Regions from separate parts of the Mus musculus genome. Here all the other regions are linked to region 1. The links are chromatin contacts, found by Hi-C or POLR2A ChIA-PET in ENCODE. All regions are on one chromosome and are shown on one strand. The core of a region is the stretch at or near the end of the contact, and the rest is flanking DNA. Distances in the headings are between cores, read along the strand shown. Region 1 holds the start of Stab1 (stabilin 1). Region 2 holds the start of Nisch (nischarin). Region 3 holds the start of Nt5dc2 (5'-nucleotidase domain containing 2).

Region 1 (4,074 bases), core at 203-2,702:
ACAGCATGGCTACATCCCTACCCACAAGGACCTCAGGACCTCGTCCCTGGCCCAGGCTGGCTGGGCTTCAGTCTCAGAATGACAGACTTAGAACTGTCTGGAACTACAGCAGGTCTCGGAGCTGAGATTTCTCACTGACCTCTGTCCCCATTGCCCAGGACACGGGTGGCAAGGTGCTTTTCCAGCTTGGCACAACCTGGATCTTGTGGTTTTCCATCATGTTTATCCTGATGTCCCACCTGCTCCACCCAGCCCTGGCCTGGCCATGAAATCCCCTTCCCACGGGACCAAGCCCCCATGGCTGCCTGGTGGTGGATCCCCTCTCTCTGCCACGGGAGCCTCGGAAGCTGCCTAAGATGAAGGTGAACTCGGTTTCACGAGGGAAGCTCCTTTGCCCAGATACAGATCCAAAACTCAGTCTCCACACTTGTGGGAAGCTCTCCCCAAAGCTCACGCAGCAATTCTGAGCTGGGGAGACCTAGGGACAGGCCCTCTTGGCCTCCGGAGCCATGCTACAACCACTCACGAGGCCCTGTGTTCTCAGCACACTGGGTGGGGAATGGCAGTCCTGAGTAAGAATCGCAGGCTGTGGTCCCAACTATGGCTCCAGAGGGAACAGCTTGCGGCTCTCCTCCTCGGGCCTGGGATTTCGAACAGGAGAAACAAACAAGCTTGCTAAAGACTATAAAGACTGAAGGGGCCACGTTCAGGGGCCTCTCTGAGACTTAAGAACATTGTTGTTGGTTGCTGTCTGTCCAATGGATCTCGTCTGTTCCACACAGGCTTGGGGCTGGCCACGGGCATATTGGTGGCCAAGTTCTGATTGAGCCCCTTGGTTTATAGTTCCCGGAGGATAGGTAACGATCACATTTAAAAGCCCCAGGTGAGGGCCGCATAGACTATGGTCTCAGTCTGGGAAAGAAGGCCAGGAGGATGGGGCTGGCTCTGTCCCTGTTCACTCATAAGCTAGGCAACCCAGGATGACTGCCCAGAGTACATGACCAGCTAGCCCGACAGAGTTAGAGGGGAAAAATTGCTGAAGCCTTTAAGCTTCAGGTAGAACAGCCGTAGACTTCAGCCTGGGGAGGTGGAACAATAGTCTGGGTCCCTGGGCCCCCAGGGAGCTCAGACAGGTACCAGCTGCTTTGATACCCCCACCCCAACACATCCATACACAAACTATCATGGTCCCTCCCTGTTCCCTGACCCTGGCTCCCACTCACCGTCTGCCCTCGGATGAAGCTGGAGTCTGACAGGCAGAGGACCAGGACACAGAGCAGAAGGAGGGTTCGGGGCTCTGCCATAGCAGGCAGGTCTGCTGTCTGAGACAAAAGTAGTGTGGGGACAGTGATTGCAGCAGCGGCAGGCAGCGAGTGAACTCCAAGAGGCAGGCATGAGGAAGGAGGCAGGACAGGGTGGGTGAGCAGCCGCTTTAAAAGCTATCCGTCAGCTCACCCCCACAGGAACCCACCAGGATTTCCTCCTGCGTATCAGCAGCCTGCAGGCGGAAGGGAAGACGCTGGCCAGTGACCCCCACATGGACGACCTGGGCCCTGTTCAGGGCTTCCTGGCCCAGGACGCTGCTCCCTGGCACCATAGTCTAGAGGTCCAGACCCACCATTAGCCACCTGCCTGGGGTCTAGGGGAGATTCTAAAGCAAATTTAAGCACCAATAAATAATTTTCCCTGCATCTGTCAAGCTGGCTTTTTCATTCAGAAGCTTCGGGGTTCTGGTGCCTAGGAGGTTGTTGGACAGCCCCTGGGCTGGCTGGCCCCCAGGTGAGCTGCCTCAGTCTTTCCGTCAGACACCAGTAGAGGTGGAAACACCATGCTAGCCCCTCAGACTGGTCTCCCCTACCAGCCTCATGGCCTTCCTGAGCCCACCCCTAACTCTGCAGCCACAGCCCAGGTTCCATTGCACTTCAGTCCTCTATGCTTGTGGTGGGTGGGTGGGTGTCTGTGACGTCCCTCACTTGGCCCTGAAGTCTGTAGTGACTGGGTAGAGCCACCGAGCACAGTCTGGGGGGTTCCTTTAATCTTTTAGGGACCTCCACTCAGGCAAACCCAGGATTCATGGATTCAAAGCAGGAAAGAATTCAGAACTGGCGGGTATGAAATAAAACTGAGGTTTCATTAAAAATAGTGTTTAAAAAAAAAAAAACCACACCCAAGAACATGTGTGCAGATCTCTCAGTCACCATTTAATAAGACTTAAGGGTTTTGTTGCTGGGCTTGTTGCTGTTGTTAGTGTTGTTGTTTTGTTTGTTGTTGTTTTTTCGAGACAGGGTTTCTCTGTGTAGCCCTGGCTGTCCTGGAACTCACTCTGTAGACCAGGTTGGCCTTGAACTCAAGAAATCCACCTGCCTCTGCCTTCTAAGTGCTGTGATTAAAGATGTGCATCACCACCGCCCATATCTATTTATTTACATCTCAAATGCTGCCTGGTCCCCCTCACAGAATCCCTCCCCGTCCCACTTCCCCTTTTCCTCTGAGAGCATGGGGCCCTCCTGGGACATCAAGTCTCTGCAAGATAAGGTGCATCTTTTCCCACCGAGGCTGGACAAGGCTGCCCTATTGGGGAAGAAACTCTCAGTCAGGCTACAGCTTTAGGGAGGGCCTCTGCCCCTTTGCTGGACTCTTTCCTTCCCACGTGTCCGTACATTTTCCCTTTCTACTTTGCTTCTTTTTGTTTTTTCGAGACAGGGTTTCTCTGTGTAGACCAGGCTGGCCTTGAACTCAGAAATTCGCCTGCCTCTGCCTCCTAAGTGCTGGGATTAAAGGCGTATGCCACCATGCCCAGCCTTCTACTTTGCTTCTTGGCCAACTGGGGCTTTTCTATTCCAGTAAATTAACTGCAAGGGTATATGCTATGGGTGTATATATATGGTAAAGGTATACGGTAGAGGTATATGGTATATGTCTGTGTGCTCTTCCCTTCTCCCAGGTAGGTGTGGTCTCTGATGGTGAAGCTAATTGGTTTGGACTAAAATCTCTTGCTGTGCCTCACAAAGCAGACGCATGGGTCTGGGCTGCAGCATGGGCTTCAGTTACGCGCCACAGGCTTTGTCGTCAACTGGCCAACTAAGTCCTTTCTGTCTCCTCTAAATGTTGCCTCGGCTAGTCTTTCTGGCTGCTGTCCTCAGGGCTGCCTGATTAAAGAAGTAGATTTTCTTTGTTCAGATAAACTCGGCCTGGGTTTTTTTTTCCATTAATCACGGTTCAGAGCACTTTTTTGACCTGACACCAGGCTTTGGGGCAGCCCAGGGCCTGATTTCAGCCCCTCTGGCACTGGCAATCAGCTGGCACTGCTCTTTAATAGTTCATTTTTGTCTCTCCTGGAGTACTGTTAGCTGAGAAAGGACAGGAGTACCATCTGGACTGACACCGGTGTGGAACAGACAAGGAAGGGATAAAATGAAGTTGTTCTTTGGTTTTGTTTTGAGACAGATATAGCCTTGGCTGTCCTGGAAGGAACTCAGGCTGGCCTTGAACCCAGAGATCCACCTGAGTCTGCCTCCTGAGTGCTGGAACTAAGGTGTACGCCACCACTTCCAGCTGAAGATGGTTTCTATTGTTTACCTAGACCCCAGGTTTGACCACAGCTCAGCATTGCTCTGCTCTGGGGACCCTCCCACCTTCCCCTCCTTCTCTCTCTTCTTGTCTCCAATCTCCCCCTGCTGACCATTCCTTTGGTTGAAGCCCTTTTGGGACCCCAGTTCTCTATAACCTTGAAGACTCATGTTGTGTCAAACTCCATTTTATTAGAATAGAGAACGTAGGCAACAGGAATTATACTTGGTGCTGGCAGCTCTAGGTCCCCTGTACTGGCTCCTCTTGGACCCATGACCTGGGAACTCCCCATAGGGCCTCCTCTGCTCTGGACTTGAGGAGGCCTCCATTTTGGAAAAGCCCACAACGTGGGAGCTTGCCTGTGTACTCTGCTACCAGCTTTGTAATTAGCAGCGGCACGCCCACAATGACAGCAAACAGCAACGAAGGACTGGACTTAACACTTCAGAAAAGGACGTGGGGGTTATCAGGTCCACAGCGCCACGCTAACAACAGCATCAATCA
Region 2 (3,859 bases), core at 667-3,166, 38 kb after region 1:
AAGGCCTTCAGTCAACCTCTTCCACTAGCTGTGGTTTTGACTTTGGCAGCTGAACCAGGAGGCAAGGCATCACCAGGCTTCCAGGGGCAGCGGTGGCTCAATCAGCCTCAACAGAAGGCGATATAGCTCTGGTGGTTAATCGTCCACCAAAACCTGGGTTCAAAATCTGGCTATCCCATTTCCTGGGTGTGGCTTATGTGCCACTTATGTAAGTGACTGGGAACCTAAGCTCTCTCTGGGCCTCAATTCCTCCATTTTAAAACCTGGTGGGCCAAGTAAAGCAATTAAGTGTAAAGGCCTAACACGGAACAGAAGATAGATATGTTAGTCACATTCCGTGCATCACACCCAGTGACAAATGAGGATGGTCAGTTTGGATCATCACCTTGCTCCTGACACTAAGGGGAAGGACAAAGAGCCTCTACTGACTGCAGCTAGTCCTAGGTGAGTGACCTCATTCCTTAACTAGATCAAGCCCCACGGTCCTAGCTTCCCTTCCTCGGCCTGGAGCACGGAGAGGTTAGTGGGAACAGTGAACGAGGCTGATTCCTGACCCCAGGAGCAGCCATTTCTCCAGAGCCAGCCTGTTGCTCTAAAAGGAGCCGCTAGCGGCTTCTCTTCCTTGCAGCGGGGAGAAAGAACTAGATAGAGGAATCGCCCTCAGGATCCGGTATTAGGGTGGGAGCCAGTGGGGTGGGGCAAAGGCAGGCCCGAGGCCCTTACCTCTGTCCACCCTCCAGGGAACAAAGGACAAGGAGACGGGAGGTGCTCAGTGGGCCCCCACCACAGTGCAAGTTTTCACCTGGCAGGCTGCCCACGAGGCTCTCGGGCCTAGCATCCAACCCTATGCAGGCCCAAAGGGCGTCTAACGCCATCACAGAAACTACCCTCCTTTTTTGTTGGCTTTCCCTTGTAGCCTACAAGGATACATTAGAAGCTCGTGTCCCTCTCCCCTAAGCCGTGACGTCCCCTAAGGTTTGCAGGCCCTGTACTTCGGCCTCGAGGTAACTTCTGTGTTCTGCACGGCTGGGATCCATTCCTTTCTCCCCAGACCCCGAGGGCTCATTTTTCCATCCACCACCCCCCCCCACACACACACACACGCACGCACGCACGCACACACACACACTTCGCAGGGCTGATCTGGACTGCGACTAGTGTTTGGTTGGTGGGGGTGGAGATCGGGATCTGCTGTCTCTCCTTCACCACCTGATGATCTCTAGCCCTGGCCCTTGGTCCCATCGACCAGAGACCACCCCTTCCGCGTCCCCTTCCTCCCAGACTTCCCATGAAGGTCTCTTAGGCTGGCATTCTTCCTTGCCTGGAGGATCCAGAGGGCCTCCATCTCACCATCCCCTCCTCCCCCACCCTCTGATTGCTCCAACACAAGTCTCCTTTTCTGGTCGCGCACCCTTTCCCCAGCCCCCCTTCCCGCGCCCCGCCTAGATCCTCCTCCAGAACCTATGCGACCCGGCCCTTCCTCCGAATCCCCCATTTTTTTCGGGCTCCCTCGTCGCTACCTCGCAGAACCTTCCACGCACTCATCGAATGTGCTACCCAGGCCCCCCCCACCCCCCACTTCTCAAAGCCCCTGGGTCGAGAACTCCGGGTTCCAGGCGCTAAGCCCGCTCTGGACGCTCGCGGCCCCCCAGCACACCGTGTACGTGTCCACGAGCTCAGAACCCACGACGCGCGCCTCCTTGGCAGGCTCGGCCTCCCGCTCAGGGCCGAAGCTGAGTGTCGCAGCCGCCATGTTGCCGGCTCCACCGCTGCCGACGCCCGGCGCAGAGTGGCAGCAGCAGGGGGCGGGGTCAGCGTCCCACCGCCCCCCAGCCCCCGCTGCCCCCCGCCCGCGCCCGCGACGCCATCTTGGCCCCTCGGCCTGCTTGCGTCCTCGCCCCGCCCCTTGCCCGTAATTGACAGCACAACCAGTGGCACGCATGCGCAGCTCCTGCGGGCTTGCCCAATTTGCTTTCTGTATACCTGTGCGGCGTTCTGTCCCCTCGGGCAGTTGTGGTCATTGTCCGCTGGGCTCACAGCAGGGAAGGGCAGAGGCCATGGGCCTTCGGAACTCTCCGAAGTCACTCTGCTTCGCTTGGCCTCAGTTTCCAGAGGGGACATTAATAGGGTCTCGCCTGGCTGTTGGGTTCATTCCCTGTGTAGCAAGAGCAAAATGAATAAGACTAGACTTAGAGATGGAACAAGGACCAGAGGGACTCTCCGACACTTGGGGGGTTTGTTGTTAAAAGTACTGGTGGAGAATTGATTGTGGTGATTCTGCAGTGCTCAGTACCCCACGGGCTTTCCCCTGGCAGTGTGCTAGGCGGCACACTGGTGTGTTCAGGGAGAGCTTATATGCAGCAGACGTGCAGGTGGATGGAAGAGATATGCGCTGTCCATCTGGTTTCCCAGATGACATCCTGCAAGAGCTCAAGGTGAGGAGGAGACAGACTAGGCCTTGGACACAAGAGCGTGGCTGAAGAAACATCCATAGGGAACAACCATAGGGAAGACTTAGCTGGAGAAGAGATGACCCAACCGGAGGAGGAAAAGAGAGAATCCTGATAGACATAGGGTTCTTTAGGGACACTTGTTGACTCACAGAATGCAGCTGACTCAAACCCGAAGTGAACACTGATTGTTGTCCTTGAAAGATGGAAGGTTGCGGCGTGGTAGATCCCGCTGAAGGGCTTCAGGCCAGCCTATTCTTTGTGGGCCAGTGACTTCTTCCATTACCAGTGTCATATTATACTCTGAACCTTGCATAGGAAGTGTTTCTTGGCAGGACTTACACTGCCAGCCTCTGTTGGCATGCTACCATCTCTCAGGGGGTGTAATATAAGGTAGGGATTCTCCGGTCAGCTTGACCTCAGGCAAGTCACTGTGATTCCATAGAAGACCGAACTGTTTACTTCACATTTCCTGTGTGCTCATATTTTCATTCATTCAGGAAACTTTTTCCTGAGGTTGTTGAGGATGTGTGTGTGTGTGTGTGTGTGTGTGTGTGTGTGTATTGCATTTAGGTGCTTGCTCCCAAACCTGAAAACTTGAGTTCAGTCCTGGGTTCCTGGGAACCTAGGTAGCAGAGAGAGATAGATGACTCCTGCAAGTTGTCCTTTGACTTCCACATGCACTCATAAATAAAAGCAATACATTCTTTTTTTTTTCTTGAGACTTCCCTGGGGGTGGGGTGGGGTCTGGGGAACAGATGGCAAGAGACCTGGTCCTTGCAGTCCTTCATAGCTCCTGGCCCTAGGCAGATGATACAGGGACTTTGGCCAGCCTGAGATTACAGGGACCAGGGAGGGGGTGGAGGATATTCCAGGCAGTGGTGGGCTGGGCTGGGAATGTAGCAGGAGGTGGAGGGAGGCAGGGCTATATAAGCCCAAGCAGAGGGCTGGCTGGCTGGCAACCCCAGTAGCCTGTCCTGTGAGCTGTCGCCAGAATGGATGACATCTACAAAGCTGCGGTGAGAGATGAATCTTTAAGGGGTTAGGGTGGGTAGGTCCATTGGGGTTCCCTTAGCTAAGGATGGAGGACAGGGGTACACTAGGGAAGTGATGGGGGACTCAAAAGGGTCCCCACACACCTGTAACCCAGCCCCTTGAGCTGACATTTGGGGGATGCAGAAAGGGTAGCAATTCAGGGGTTTGTCAATGTGGCTAGGGGTATGGTCTCAGCTTTCAGCATCCTGTGTCTCCCTCTGTTTCTAACCTGTCACTGTCTTGAGTGTATTTGTGTTTTTATTCTTTAGACATCTGTTGGTCTTTCACAAGGTCTTTCCATCTCTGTTCCTTCCTCACGATGTCTCTGAGTCTTTGTCTCTCTGTGTGTCTCCAGGTCTGCGCCCCGCACCCCC
Region 3 (3,606 bases), core at 656-3,155, 38 kb before region 1:
TGCCGCGCCCCCTACTCTGCCATCGCCATCTTTTTTTGTAATACCCTGACCGAGGTGTCGACCCTTTGTGAATGAAATCAGCTAAAATGCAGTTTCGTGACACTCCTTCCTTTTATTTCTGGATGTGACTGGTTTGACTTGGATTCTAATACAAACATAACTCGATATGCATTTTCGAAAGCTGAATTTTATCGTCGCAGCAAAAAGTACAACTGTCTATAACAAACATGCTAAAATAATATAAACCTATGATAAGTGGGAAATTACCGTTATTCTGGTAACTTGTAGTGTTTTTAAGCATCACAACCAATAGTTACAGAAGAGGATCAAGGTAAAGAGTGACTTCGCTGTCAAACCACAACCCTATCGGCACCCTTGTAAGATGAGCCTTTCTATGATGCTGTGAGAATTGACAATCTAAAAGAATTAAATGGCCTGGCAGTGGTGGCATATGTCTTTAATCCCAGCACTTGGAAGGCAGAGGCAGGCGTATCTCTTGAGTTCGAGGCCAGCCTGGTCTACAGAGTGAGTTCCAGGACAGCCAGGGCTACACAGAGAAACCCTGTATCAAAAAAAAAAAAAAAAAAAACAGAATTAAATGACAGATTGCAGCGAGGAGGCCTGGTGGGCCCATGCCAAGGTATGCCCCTGAGAAATTATGCTGTGCAACAAATCTGGTATGAAAGGAGTTTATTGGGGAAGGAATAGAGGCAGTGAGGGAACCATGAAGGCAGAGAAAGAGGGGGGGGGGTCATAAACAGCTGACTAAGCGCAGCCTGCCTGGAGGTACCTACTGGAGAAGCCACACACAGTGAACGCCTGGCACTTGGTGCCATTTCTCTTGGATCTGAGGACTGAAACTTGTAAAGTGTCATCCACTTGGAAGGAATCCACATGTGGCCAGGTCTTCACAGCCCACCTAGGTCAATGGACCTACAAGGGTCCACCCATAAGCCCACCCTTCGGCATCCATGACTACCCAGACCAGAATCTGATACACCCGATCCTCAGCATAGGTACAGGCAAACTACAAACGTACACATTACACACAACCTTAAACCCAACAGCCACGTGTGTTCAGTTGGGCAACTCACCACCAACAATGGACATTGGGCCCAGCCTTTCCTAGTGTACACCTGCAAGCTAAGAAAACAGAAGTGGATGGAATGAAAAGAATTTCATTGAGACAGCGCTTGAAAAAAACCATGGCAATTCAACTGGGGGCCTGCACCGTCTGGCCCATCCTTTTACAGCCGCCAAAACCTGGTGGCTGCAGTGATCCTGGCCCACAGCCAGAAGCGTATGCCCAGTAGATAGGCTCCTCATTTAAGTCGATCACCTGGGTTGGGTACCAGGCAATACAAAGAAAATGCTGCCTCAGCAGGCGTCAGCTGCCCATCAGGCCAAGTGGTCTTAGCCAGCTTGGGACTGGTACTGAAAGCAAGTAGAGCTCTTGTTGTCTTAGCGACCTCAGCTCCAGTGGAACGTGCAGTCAGTCAGAAACTGGGGCAGGGGCACGAGGCCCCGGGGCAGGAGAACTGGTCTGGAAAGAATAGGACAGAAGAGCAGGGGAGGGGCAAAAAGACCCTTGGGCAAAGGAAGAGCAGTACACTCGAGCGCTCTTGCTCCTCGGCCGTCCAGGATCTCGCGGAGACCCGGGGCTCTGCGACTTCCCGCTCAAGGGAGGAAAGGTACCGCCATCGCCACCGAGACGACCAAAGGGGGGCGCAGAGCCCCTGAGCCGAGCAGGGGACAAGGAGGCGGGGGTCGGAGCCCGCTCCGCCCCGTCCCGGAGACCTCCCGCCCCCTGGGCCGAGTGGTGCGTCCATTGGCCGGATGGGCTCCGCGCGCCTCCCCCATTGGCCGGCCGCCTTGAGAAGCACGCGGCCACGGTGGCGGGCGGGCAGTCGGAGAGCGGCGGGCAGGCGGGCCAGCGGACGGGCGGAGGGCGGCCGGGGCAGCGCGCAGGGGGCATGGCGGGTGCCGGACTGCGGGCGACAGCTAGGCGCTTGCTGCTGTGCAGAGGCCACAGCGGACCGCGGGCCGCCTCGTCCTCACCCTCCTGCCCTGGCTGCGGCCCGCCGGGTCCCGGAGCCCACTGCCCCAGCACCCCGCGCTCGGCGCCCGCAGACGGCGCGGACCTCAGCGCGCACTTATGGGCTCGTTACCAGGACATGCGGAGGCTGGTGCACGGTGGGTGACGCCGGGTGGGCAGTGAGCCGTAGGTCGTCAGACGAACGGTGCCCAACAGACGGCCAGGGCACCGACCGGGGTGAAGGACGCTTGGTGGGGCTCGCCGGGGTCCCAAAACCTGAGGGCTAAATGGCGTTTTAGAAAAGGCTCCATCGGGTTGTTAGGAGGTGTCTCTGCAGGACACCGCTACTCCTGGGGCGAGTGGGGCTTTTTGTCTTCTGGCGGCAGAAGCTTGGAATGCCTGGAGCGGCCGCTGCGCACGCGGCCCCCATGGTCTTGCTCCTGAGTCCAATCTGCGGGCAGTAGCGGTAGAACCCCTCCCAGTCCCTCGTTCTCCTCTGGCCCTTAGTTGCAGTGTGTGGACAAAGACTGACTGAGCCGTGTTCACAGATGGCACGACGTAAGGTGACACCAGACGGACACTGCAGGCACCTCTTGGCTTGTCTCTGGCGGTCTACTGCACTCTAAACACTCGGAGGAACAGAAAAGTTACTGTAGCCCCCCCCCCCCCCCTGCAATCCCTCGGGAGTTGCTATATCTCAGATAGAACTGCACAAGGCACTTAACCCTCTCCTAATCATTCCCTTGGAATGGGCTGATGAGGCTGGAGATCTGAGCGCCGAACATCTGTCCATTGGTCTGGTGGGGCCCTGCCTCTTCAGCCGATAGATGTGGTCTGGGCTGTGACCCCTATCACTGCCCAGCAGGGTGGCCCTCGGCTTCACACCCTCTGAAGACCCTCAGTGTTCTGTCCCAGAATTTCGTTGATGACTCAGAAAGAACAAGGCCAAGCAGGAGCCTGGGGACCTTCTGCAGGAAGCCCCAGAGGTGAGGTGGCTTGCATTGTCTGATAAGACAGAGGAGCCCTGACAGGGAGGTTCCAGCTGTGACTGGACTAGGGTTTCCACTCCAGCTGTGAGGAGAGCTGGACGCTGGCCAGAGTTCACCTCTTGACGTGCTGCAGTCAGATTACTTGAGACCTCTCAAGAATGGTTGCTCTTAAGGATTGGGAATATTGCAGGGTGACCAGGATTATTTAAGAAGTCAACGTTCTGCCCCTAGTGTAGACCCTCTGAGTGGCCTGAGAAACCTACTTAGGATGTTTGGGGGAGGGGGACACTACTGAGAATATCCTTCAGGACTCTTCCTCATCTTCAGGCCCTTACATGCTCTGTGAGTTCTTGTGTGCAGGGTCACTTCCACTGCCATGCCAGGGTGAGCTAGCTTCATGCCTCTGACCCCTGACGCCTGCCCGCCCGCCCCCCAGGCTAGGTTTTAGGGCCAGGGCTAGTAACCCTTCAGAGAGCAGTGGAGAAGGGCTGTCACCTAAACTGCTTGGCCTCATGGGATGAGAAAGCTAGGCAAAGAAGAGTGATGAAAGCGGGCGGAGTGGCCTGAGTGTGCATCTCATTG

Evidence for each region. Hi-C counts contacts between places; a loop is a spot of excess contacts on that map. ChIA-PET counts read pairs that join two places held with the same protein, here RNA polymerase II (POLR2A).
Region 2: POLR2A ChIA-PET joins it to region 1 with 42 read pairs in Patski. The contact joins the promoter of Nisch here to the promoter of Stab1 in region 1. A Hi-C loop is called at or near these places in 2 of 37 maps with a recorded cell type or tissue (heart and left cerebral cortex). POLR2A ChIA-PET finds 5 or more read pairs at or near these places in 2 of 5 experiments (Patski and embryonic stem cell).
Region 3: POLR2A ChIA-PET joins it to region 1 with 105 read pairs in Patski. The contact joins the promoter of Nt5dc2 here to the promoter of Stab1 in region 1. A Hi-C loop is called at or near these places in 3 of 37 maps with a recorded cell type or tissue (gastrocnemius and heart). POLR2A ChIA-PET finds 5 or more read pairs at or near these places in 3 of 5 experiments (Patski and embryonic stem cell).

The regions. Positions count from the first base shown.
Region 1 is chr14:31,167,189-31,171,262 of GRCm38, forward strand. It overlaps Stab1 (stabilin 1), which reads right to left and starts at 1,453. Exons shown (of 69, transcript NM_138672.2): 1 at 1,224-1,453. The coding sequence starts at 1,304. It overlaps Nisch (nischarin), which reads right to left. Exons shown (of 21, transcript NM_022656.2): 21 at 3,740-4,074.
Region 2 is chr14:31,204,910-31,208,768 of GRCm38, forward strand. It overlaps Nisch (nischarin), which reads right to left and starts at 1,917. Exons shown (of 21, transcript NM_022656.2): 1 at 1,658-1,917. The coding sequence starts at 1,753. Tnnc1 (troponin C, cardiac/slow skeletal) reads left to right here and starts at 3,403. Exons shown (of 6, transcript NM_009393.3): 1 at 3,403-3,469. The coding sequence starts at 3,446.
Region 3 is chr14:31,129,184-31,132,789 of GRCm38, forward strand. Nt5dc2 (5'-nucleotidase domain containing 2) reads left to right here and starts at 1,906. Exons shown (of 14, transcript NM_001374087.1): 1 at 1,906-2,193. The coding sequence starts at 1,974.